Regions from separate parts of the Homo sapiens genome. Here region 2 is linked to region 1. The links are chromatin contacts, found by Hi-C or POLR2A ChIA-PET in ENCODE. All regions are on one chromosome and are shown on one strand. The core of a region is the stretch at or near the end of the contact, and the rest is flanking DNA. Distances in the headings are between cores, read along the strand shown.

Region 1 (5,235 bases), core at 425-2,924:
AGTTAGTGTCTTGGTGAAATTCTGTTTAACCAAGTTGTGGACATGGCAGAAGAAGTGCATGTCCCTTGTGGTTGATGGCAAAATTCCTCAGACTTCTAGCCTCTTTATGGAAGAAGCAGGTAGCTGGGCAGTGAGCACACACACATGAACTGATTGGAACTGGCAGAAATCCCAAGCCACCATTTCTTCAGCGTTACTGGCATTCACTCTGAAATTATTAAGACTGGTCCCTATGAACCTCTGCACCAGCAGTCCTGGCCTAGTGACCTGGGAGTACTCTGGTAATGTGTGAGACACATAGGAAAAATGGTGAATGCAACAAGCCTAGTCTCACTTTGAAACTGTGAGGCATTTAGAAAGGTAAGGATTCTTACCACCTGGAAAAGAACGTTCTGTTTTTTGTTTTTAGTAATAGAAATCTCTAAAAGAGGAGTAGAAAGGAAAATGCACATACTAAAAGCAACCATGAGAAGTGAAATGGTCACTATCTCCAGCTCTACAGAAAACAAAGAAAGGTTACAGGCTTATTTTTCCAGAAAAGCACCTCCACTTTTCATTCTTACCATTCTCACTTATTGAAACTTGAACTGAATTAAATTTCTTCTAAAGTCTAGTGAGTTTCTACTCTAAATTGCCTCCAGTCACACAAGGGTTAAGGTCTCCAACTAAAGAATCTCTGTCTTAGGTGACACTTGTGCTTCTGTCTTGTTTGAGTGCACCAGGATAATGCACAGGACAAAGCTAAGCTCAAGAGGTGGCTTCCAAGCACATTTAAATCACCAGGGGATTATTTTCAAAATACACTTGCCTGAACTCTGCTACTGACTTTTCCTAATTCCAGAATACCTGGAATTAGAAAAATTTGGTGATTCTAATGCACTGTTCAGGCTAGGAAGTCCTATTCTGAAGCCATGATGTCCCTATAGCTGAGAGATTAAGAACAGCAGTAAAGCCCCACTGATGCTACCTTACATGGGGATAGCAGTGGGCCTGTTGTGGCATTCATCACAGCTACAGTTACATCACAGTTTGGGTCATGACACAACTGTAGCTTGGTCCATGAGGAAAGGAACCCTGTCTTTTACATCTTCCCCGTCCAAGGCTTGGCGTATAGTAGATGCTCAACAAATATTTGTTGAACGAATGGCTAAAGATGCTGTCGTCTTAGACTGTTTTGCCAACTTGAAATTCTTGAAAATCATCCTTGTTTGTACCCAAAGGCAAAGATTCCTCTCTCATATACTCACTTTTGAATAAGTGCAGCAAGAAATTCTGAGTATAGCAGCTGCCTTCATTTAAACAATGTGATAAAAATCTTTCTGCTCAAGCTGAATTTAATAAACACACACAATAAACTCATCCAAATGGAAAAATGCCCCTACTCTTTTCCTGACTGAGAACAGATCTTCCCAAGGTAGGGAAATAGCAGCGGGAGGGGAAACCAGAGAAACTTCCACTCTAAGGATTCACAAGAGGAAATAAACTGAGAACGCAGACTTTGGATTGAAGTCCATCTGCCTCCTCAGGGGCTAGAATTAACTGCCAGAGAGTTTGGTTTCCAGGGAAGCTGAAAGCAGGGCTGGGACCTCTGGCTGCTGCCCTGAAAACTTGGATAAAGGGAGGAGTACAGTTCTAATATCACTGGGTTGCCTCCCACGGGACCAAGGCATTTGGGCTCTCTAAAGAAAATGATTTCATTATCTTTGGGTGTGTGGTGGAAGTGGGCGAAAGTGCTGTCAGGGTCCTGACTAATTAGCCTCCTTGGTCATGGTGAGAGGAAACTGTACACTTACCTCACCTCCCCCACCAGCAAGACAACATGGAGAGTCTGAAATCACAACAGCTGGAGCCCTGCATGGCTGGGGTACTGCCTGCCCACAAGCCTGCAGCTGGGCTTGGGAGGCAAGGGATCCCAGATATGCCATCTCTGAGTAAAGATACCCACTGAGGTATATCACCTTAGGGGCAAAGATTTCGTTTTCCTAGTTATTTGCTGTGATCCTTGGGCCAGTGACGTAATCTTTCTGAGCCTGGATGGTCTCATGTATAAAATAGGGAGGATGATAGCATCTTTAAAGGGTTGGGTGAAAATTAAATGAGAATACACCAGAAAATTTACTAGTTCCTGGCACACAGTAGTCAGTGCTCACCAAACGGCACCTGCTATCAGGAAACTAATGGTCCGAGATGAGGGGAGGCCTAGACATTGTTCCTACACCCCTGCTGACCACATTCACCAAGTTCTGGTCAACTTCTAAAATAAAAGCACAGCCCAAGTATTAGTGAGCTATGGAATGCATCTGTTTTGGCTCACTTCAATAGCTACTGCCTGGCACAAAGTGCTCAGGAAATACTCTTTGAAGGAATGAATAACGGTTTCTTGTTGCCAACATTATCAAATGGATGAAGAAAGCTCACTCTTTTTTTTTCGGGCTGTCTCCTCCTAGCAAAGGCCAATCTTGAGATGTTTCTGAGAAACAAAACCCTTCCTAAGACACATCTGTCCATCTATTCCATTAAGCAGCCCAGGAGATGGAGAGATAACTGCTTCCTTCTTCCTTACAAATGATCAATTTGGGCCTTGGGGCCCTCACTTTCGTCACTCTTTCCTCAAGTTTCTCAATATGATTTCTAGGAATCCAGTGAGACCTTTGCTCCTCATGAGACCTAAATTCTCTATTATCTAAGGCTATGAGTTCCACAGACTTGGATCCAATCTCTGGCTTCTGAGAAATGCTGCCTTACGGTCTTTCTTTATGACAGAGAATGTCTTGTAGCTTTGACACATTTTCAGAAGAGAATCAGCAAATGCTCTCCCATTAAATGTTCCAATTTGAAATCCTCCTCTTCCAGGATGCCTTTTCTGATTCTCCAACAATGGCCAGCCCTCTTTCTGTTTTACCTCATCTTCTAGTTTCATTGCTTGTCTACATTCCCCTCTGTTTCTTCCACCTAAATTGTGAGGTACCTTGGAGCAGGTTCTGTCTTTAGCAAGGTACTTATGATGGTGCCTTGCACATATTGAGAGCTCAAGCAGCACTGAAGAAATGAAGAAGAAAATGGAATGCAGACCCAAAGCACGCTCCAGGGAGCTGCACGGTGTTACCTGGGCAATGATATCCCCATTCTCAGCATGAACTTGAGCAATGGCCCCCAGCTCTCCCAGGCAGGTGAAGATCTCATAGAGCTGAAATAGAAATGAGTCTTTGTCACTCTTGCAAGCACTTTTAGCAGCCCCACAGAAGGGCCAATTACCAGAGCCCAAGCTAAAACAGATGGGATAAAGCAGAGGAAATAAGTCACTAGGGCAGAAATATATATTACATAGGCATGACCAAAGAGGAGTGCTAGTCCAAAGAAATCCCAGGAAACTCTGACTATATAAAGAACCTACCATGTTCCCTAGGCTGGCAGAGCAAATATATAATAAAGTACCACCAACTCCTCTCCTCTGCCTCTAGCACACATTTTTAATGGAATTATTTTCCCATTGAGCTGAGAGACAGTCTCAGAATTCTTCTCAACAAATGCTCTAGAAAACCACTACAGCCAGGCCAGAAACAAACACAAAAACTGAAACCCTTATCTCTTAACCTGTGAAGGCAGACATACCTTCACCTCTAAGCAGGAGGCATGGGAATTCATTTCTTGTATTTCCTCTGAAAACATAGCCTCTGTCTAAAGCAAACGCATGTCATGAATTTCTTAGGGGGAGAGTCAGAGGCAAGGCAGTAGGATTATTCCAATCAGCAGAAGGCCCTCCTGGTCCTGCAGGCGAAGAGCCTCACACTTTCACTGGGCTTATGAGGGGTTTGGAGCTTGTTTGGTAGATGGAAATTTAGGCATGTTCCTCCTCTTGCCGTTTAAGAAAGCTGCTGCCAGTGGAAACTCTAGCTCCCTGTCTGTCTTGCCATGGGCACCCTGCCTGTTACCTTATTTAAAATGTAGCGTGGACTGCAAAGGCTTCAAGAAGCATTCTGGCCCAGTGGTCTCCCACAGTGACCACAGTGATTCATGTTACAAGGGCCAAGGTCATCAACAACAATAGGAAACCCATCCAGATACCCCAAACCACATAGCAAATGGGTTGTTACCTCTGTGTTAGATACTTGATACAAATCCTTATAAGCCATATAAACCATGAAGGAGTTAACCCCTGCAAAAGAGGGACAGGAGGAAAAACAAGAGAAAGACAACATTATCATGACTGTCCTCCATCCTTTGCTCCCACTTCCATCGACCATAGCACCCAGCTGCATTACCCGGGCTCCTGTCCAACATAAAGCAGATATTTATATTCTTCAAGAGCATTTTGCTCTGCCCACCCTTGCCCCATAAAATCAACAATTCCTAACAGATGTCATAGCAGAATGGTCTCTTCTTCTGTGCCTCTTTCTAAACTCCCCTGTCCAGCATCCCCTAGCCCAGAAGGTCAATAAACTTTGTTATTGCTCAAGGCAGTAGTAGGTGGCATTAAGAATCACTCTAGCACACCAGTTGTGTTCATACCCTGGGGGCTGCACCACTGAAATCCACCACATACTAGTTCAGTGAGCTTGGGATACTTAACCTCTCCAGACCTCGGTTTCCTCACCTGTTAAATGGAAAAATAACAATACCCTACTTCATAAAGTGGTTGTGAATATTAAAGGAGAGAATACATACAGAGCTCTTAGCACCAGGCTTGGCACATATTTGGTTTCCAATTAATGGATCTCCTGGGATCAGTTCATTTTACTGTGCAGGGTGTTGGATCAGAAAGGAGAACTAAGATACAGATCCTACCCTTAGGGAACTAATGGGCAGGTTTTACCTTGTGCTTAAATATCTTAAGTTGTAAGGTTTATATGTAAAGATCTATTTAGATCTCTCCCCAAATAAACTACTAATACAGTGATTTACAGAAATAGGTGGGACTGGGGAACTGAGAATCATTTTGAGGAAAGGGGGATAATTTTGGTCTCTAACCATTAGAGCCTTCTCAGCCCACAGTATTCTGGGCCAAAACTGGGTTGTAATTTGAGAACTTCCCTACCCAGAGTGGTTCAACTCAGGGCAGTCTTCCCAAACACTACCCTTCCCAAAAGCCTCTACATTATCCATGGAATGATCCAGGCTCTTTGATAAAGAAGTGAGTGTTAAAGCCGTTCGATTTTCTACGCCGGTTGAGATGCCCAGTATAAACGCAAATACAGAAAGAAGGAGTTAATCTCACATTCTGTGTCACCAAAGATT
Region 2 (5,345 bases), core at 625-3,124, 140 kb after region 1:
CCGCCTCGGCCTCCCAATCAAAAAATATTTTGATTGATTTCCATTTGTGCCAAGCCTTTGTGTGGTGAGCCAATCAGAAATGGTTACTGCCCTCCTTATACTGTAATGGAGACACTCAGACAATGAAGTTATCAAATAAATAAGCAAGATAACAAGGAAACATAATAGAACAATTTGATAGCATGCTGAGGTGGGATGGGGTAAGGGAACTACAGATGGAGTGGTCAATAAATTCTCTAAAACATTTAGAGAAAACATTTGAGCTGAGGCCTGAATGGCAATGAGAAGGCATCAACCCCATAAAATCAGAGGAAACTGTTCCAGGAAGCGTAAGAGAAAATGCAAAGGCCAGAAGCAGGGAAGGGCTGTACACGTTTAAGGAATGGAAAGAAGGCCAGTGATTCTGGAGGGTAAGAGCCAGAGGTGAGAGAAGGGATACAAAATGAGGTAAGATAAATGAACACAGGCCAGGCCACTTAGGACCTGATAGGCATTATAAGGTCTTTGGACTTCATCTATGTGCCAGGAAAGTCACTGAAGAGTTTTAAACAGGGGAGTGACCTAATACGATTTATGTTTTTAAAAGATCATTCTGACTTCTGTGTCAAAAAACAGACCATGCAAGACAACAGTGTAAGCACCAAGCCCAGTTCAGAGACTCTCGGAGATGTTATCTAGATTGGCCCTGGGGATGGCTTGATCCAGGCTGGCGGCAGTAGAGGCCAGATTGGGATTCCGTGTTGCAGATGGACTTGAAGTTTGCTTTGGTTATTGCTTTCCTTATAAGACTCTTTCTCATCTAACATTAACATCCTTTTTCTTTCTTTTTTTTTTTTTTACGCAGAGTCTCACTCTGTCCCCCAGGCTGGAGTGCAGTGGCACAATATTGGCTCACTGTGAACTCCGTCTCCTGGGCTGAAGCGATTCTCATGCCTCAGCCTCCCGAGTAGCTGGGATTACAGGTGCCCACCACCACACCTGGCTAATTTTTGTATTTTTAGTAGAGACGAGGTTTCACCATGTCGGTCAGGCTGGTCCCAAACTCCTGACCTCAAATGATCCACCCGCCTTGGCCTCCCAAAGTGCTGGGATTACAGGCATGAGCCACTGCACGCCCCGTCCAACACCCTTTTTTACTATCATAGCTGGGAGCATGGACAGGGGTGTTAATGTCAGATGAGAAAGTGTCTTATAAGGAAAATAAGCCTTTTTCTCCTTGAATGAAGCTTAAGGTGTCATTGACAATGGCGTAGAACTGGCTTTGAAAGAGATCAAGTGAGGCCAGGCATGGTGGCTCATGCCTGTAATCCCAGCACTTTGGGAGGCCAATGTGGGCAGATCACTTGAGGTCAGGAGTTCGAGACCAGCCTGGCCAATATGGCAAAACCTCGTCTTTACTAAAAATACAAAAATTAGCTGGGCATGGTGGCAGGTGACTGCAGTCCCAGCTGCTCAGGAGGCTGAAGCAAGAGAATTGCTTGAACCCAGGAGGTGGAGGGTGCAGTGAGCCAAGATTGCGCCACTGCACTCCAGTCTGGGCGACAGAGCAAGCAAGACTCTGCCTCAAAAAGAAAACAAAGAAAGAAAAGAAAGCGATCAAGTGAACTCTGAATACTGTGCAAAGGAAACAGACTTAATTCTGTAGATGACAGTGAGTAGTTGAAGATTTTTTTAAACAAAGGAGTAACAGAAACCAAATTCAAAATGGATCAAAATCTAAATGTAAAAGCTCAAACGTCATCACCGGGCTAAAAAAGCACATAGATTTAGGAAGGAGAACAATAACAGTGTGTGTGTGTCTTTAAGCAGAGAGAGTGAGAATAATTTAGACAGCAAAGCCAACAGACTTGTTCTTCAGAAGTTCATTTATTTCTCTGTTTATTGACGTTGCTATGGGGATGCTAAAAGCTAGCCAGGAGGACAGAGAACAGTCGACTGTCTCTGCACTTAATAATCTGATTTTATGTAAGACATCGAGAAAGAATGCAATAACTCAGGCTCTTTGCTTCGAGCATTAAAAGAAACCAGATGAGGCTGAGCTCACATTCTTCTCAGCCATACCAGTCCCCTCCTTAGGTACAGGATTTCAGGCCCAGCTGTCCTGGCACTACCCAGCCTGACATTTGGAGGAACTCACCCTGCATTTTCCTCCTCTTTCCCTTTTACTCCCTCAAACCAGAATATTGCAAACAGCCCGCAAAGTGAAATAAAACCCCAAGGAAATGGAAAAGGAATTCTGCCTATAAAAGGGGCTTTGCAAAGGGAAGCTAGTTCCATTGGTGGACAGAAACTACTCCCTCCCGGAGTATTAGTTGATATGGCCTGGAGCGTGGGTCTTGGAGAAGCTGCAGATTTTTATTTAGATTTGGATTTTTCCACTTTCTTTCAGGAAGTCAGTGTTTGGAAACTGGTGGTCAAGGTATTTTTTTCCCTAATGAGAAACATATTATTTGTGTTTGTTGTTTAGGATAAAACCATTGAAATTTTCACTTTTCTCAGTGTCAGAGTAAGATTGTGGAGTCTAACTGGATTTTTTGATGTGATGAGTGAAAAACAAAAAGAGATCTTTCATTATTCTGGATTCTAAGCCCTGGAATCCTCGATTTTTAATAATATCCTTACTCTTTCCATAAATTTTGAACCTCTTCTATGCGCTGGACACTGTAATAGGTGCTAAGAATATAGTGATGAGTACATGGCCGCTTCCCTAACTACCACAAAAGAGTGCTAATAATGATGGCTAGTATTTAAAAATCTTTGCTACATACAAGTAATTGCGGTTAAATCTGTTACATGCATTGCCTCGCTTAAAACCTCTGGCAATTGGTGAAAGTTAGCATTATCCTAATCTTATAGATGAGGAAGTTGAGGTTTCACTGTCTGGCATGGAGATTGACAGATTATTATGGTATTAGGAGTGGTGTGATTTGAGGAACAAGAAGAGAAGCCACTGACATTCTGAAATAGCCGAGCCTGAATAGTGTGTTCTTTGGGGCTAAGAGTGAGATAAGAAATAAACCACCGGGCACAGTGGCTCACGCCTGTAATCCTAACACTTTGGGAGGCCCAGGTGGGCGGATCACCTGAGGTCAGGAGTTTGAGACCATTTTGGCCAACATGGTGAAACCCTGTCTCTACTAATAATACAAAAATTAGCTAGGCGTGGAGGTGCAAGCCTGTAATCCCAGCTACTCAGGAGGCTGAGGCAGGAGAACTGCTTGAACCGGGAGGCGGAGGTTGCAGTGTGCCGAGATCGCGCCTCCAGCATTGAGACTCCATCTCAAAAACAAAAAAACAAAAAACAAAACAAAAAAACAAACACAAAAAGGCCGGGTACGGTGGCTCACACCTATAATCCCAGCACTTTGGGAAGCCGAGGCGGGCGGATCACCTGAGGTCAGGAATTCGAGACCAGCCTGGCCAACATGGCGAAACGCTGTCTCTACCAATAATACAAAAATTAGCCGGGCGTGGTGGTGCACGCCCCTAATCCCAGCTACTCGGGAGGCTGAGGCAAGAGAATCTTTTGAACCTGGAAAGCAGAGGTTGCAGTGAGCCAAGATTGTGCCACTGCACTCCAGCCTGAGTGACAGAGCAAGACTCCGTCTCAAAACAAAAAACAAAAAGAAAAAAACAAAAAACAAAAAAAACCAATTAAACCACCATTAGTCCTTAATATCTTTGGCCAAATATCTCTCTAAAATTATTCCCAGCATGGCAGGTAGCAGAGAACCATTCTCTTTAGGAATTAAGCAACCCTCCCTCAGTTTTCCAGTGTGGGCTTTGCTTTATGTACAGCCCTCACTCAACAATTGCCAAGGGATTTTGCAATGGCTGAGTCTTATTTTACCACTTCTCTACTGTTTCCATGATTACATTCACTTAGGGCTCATTAGGGTATTGCCAAGGTCCTTGCTGATATTGATTTACTTTATATGATATGCATAAAGTTTTCTTTTCCTCAAACATTAGAAGATTTCAAGGATTTTGCAAAGTAAGTTTAATTCAACTTTGTAGCCTTGACAACCATAATTTTAGAAAATAAGAGCTCCCTTCCCCCAATCTGACCTCTTAAAATCACCTTATCCACAGCACATGCTAAAACTGGGTTCTGAATCAACTCTCTCTCTCTCTCTCTCTCTCTATATATATATATATATATACACACACACACACACACACACACATACATATATATACACTTGTATATATATACACAACACTATATATGTGTATATATATACACACGTATATATAAACACAACACTATATATATGTATATATATACACACTTAAAATCTGAAAAAACATTCTAAGAATCAAAGACTAATAAATTTATTCAAATATAGTCCAGAGTATTTTTAAAGATAAACTAAGCAAATACATTCACATTTCATCCACTCTGGGTTAATTTTCCAATAGTAAGGAAAAATACTACTCATCATAATGAAACTTCTACTTCACCATCCTCTGTTACAATCTAGCACGAAGGGACTTTTTTTTTTTTTTTTGCCCAGACTGGAGTGCAATGGCACGATCTCGGCTCACTGCAACCTCTGCCTCCCAGGTTCAAGCAATTCTCCTGCCTCAGCCTCCCAAGTAGCTGGGATTACAGGCGAGTGCCACCATGACCGGCTTTTGTATTTTTAGTAGAGACAGAGTTTCTCCATGTTGGTCAGACTGGTCTCAAATTCCCGACCTCAGGTGATCTGCTCCCCTCAGCCTCCCAAAGTGCTGGGATTACAGGCGTGAGCCACCATGCACAGCCCATGAAGGGCCTTAAGATTAGCATCTTGAAAAATACATGCATGGCAAGAAGCAAAATGCCCAGTTTTAACAAGAGTTGAAAGGAATATATTGACAATTTTAAGATGCTCATTTTAGAGTTCTTTCTTGCCTAAGTTCAAGAGCAAGACATTGGGAAGTTACTGAGCAGTTTGCATAACACCAGCTGCAGGAGACACTTGTTGAAGTCCTGGGTGGTGTCCACTGGCTTAGTGAAGAACAAATTATGGCAAAGTGGCTTCCTTCAGTGGTATTATTAAGTCTCAACTTCAATATTGTATCTCTTTCTTATTGACTAACACTTTAGAATGGGCTATGTCCCCTAGTATATCTACATTCTCAGCCTATAACTTCGATTCGTAGCATTTGTCACAAATTTAATTTAAGCAAATATTTGTGTAATAATTTGTATGATGAACTCCTTTGTCATTAGAACATAAGGTCCATGAGTTGATTTTTTTTTTTCACTTTTGGAAGAAATACAAATGTTTAGCTCAATGCTAAACATATATGAGGATCTCACTTAGTTTTTGTTGAATGAATCAAAGGAAGGGAAAATA

Evidence for each region. Hi-C counts contacts between places; a loop is a spot of excess contacts on that map. ChIA-PET counts read pairs that join two places held with the same protein, here RNA polymerase II (POLR2A). Pooled maps may share reads with other maps.
Region 2: a map of transverse colon shows a loop between it and region 1 (2.8-fold over the local background). The contact joins two enhancer-like sites. A Hi-C loop is called at or near these places in 10 of 168 maps with a recorded cell type or tissue (IMR-90, aorta, ascending aorta and 6 more) and 17 of 50 pooled maps. POLR2A ChIA-PET finds 5 or more read pairs at or near these places in 5 of 52 experiments (AG04449, H1, IMR-90 and 2 more).

The regions. Positions count from the first base shown.
Region 1 is chr5:147,409,502-147,414,736 of GRCh38, forward strand. DPYSL3 (dihydropyrimidinase like 3) reads right to left here. Exons shown (of 14, transcript NM_001197294.2): 5 at 4,095-4,156; 6 at 3,107-3,187. Among named protein-coding and RNA genes, the nearest start is that of DPYSL3, 98 kb to the right of the region's middle. Within about 2 kb of position 1,675, at least 4 of the 41 ENCODE cell types and tissues checked have a DNase peak (open chromatin) inside an H3K27ac peak, as active enhancers do; they include ascending aorta, where a contact is called at or near this core.
Region 2 is chr5:147,552,482-147,557,826 of GRCh38, forward strand. No RefSeq gene overlaps it. Among named protein-coding and RNA genes, the nearest start is that of JAKMIP2-AS1, 4.8 kb to the right of the region's middle. RefSeq lists an enhancer at 3,341-3,840. Within about 2 kb of position 1,875, at least 12 of the 41 ENCODE cell types and tissues checked have a DNase peak (open chromatin) inside an H3K27ac peak, as active enhancers do; they include ascending aorta, where a contact is called at or near this core.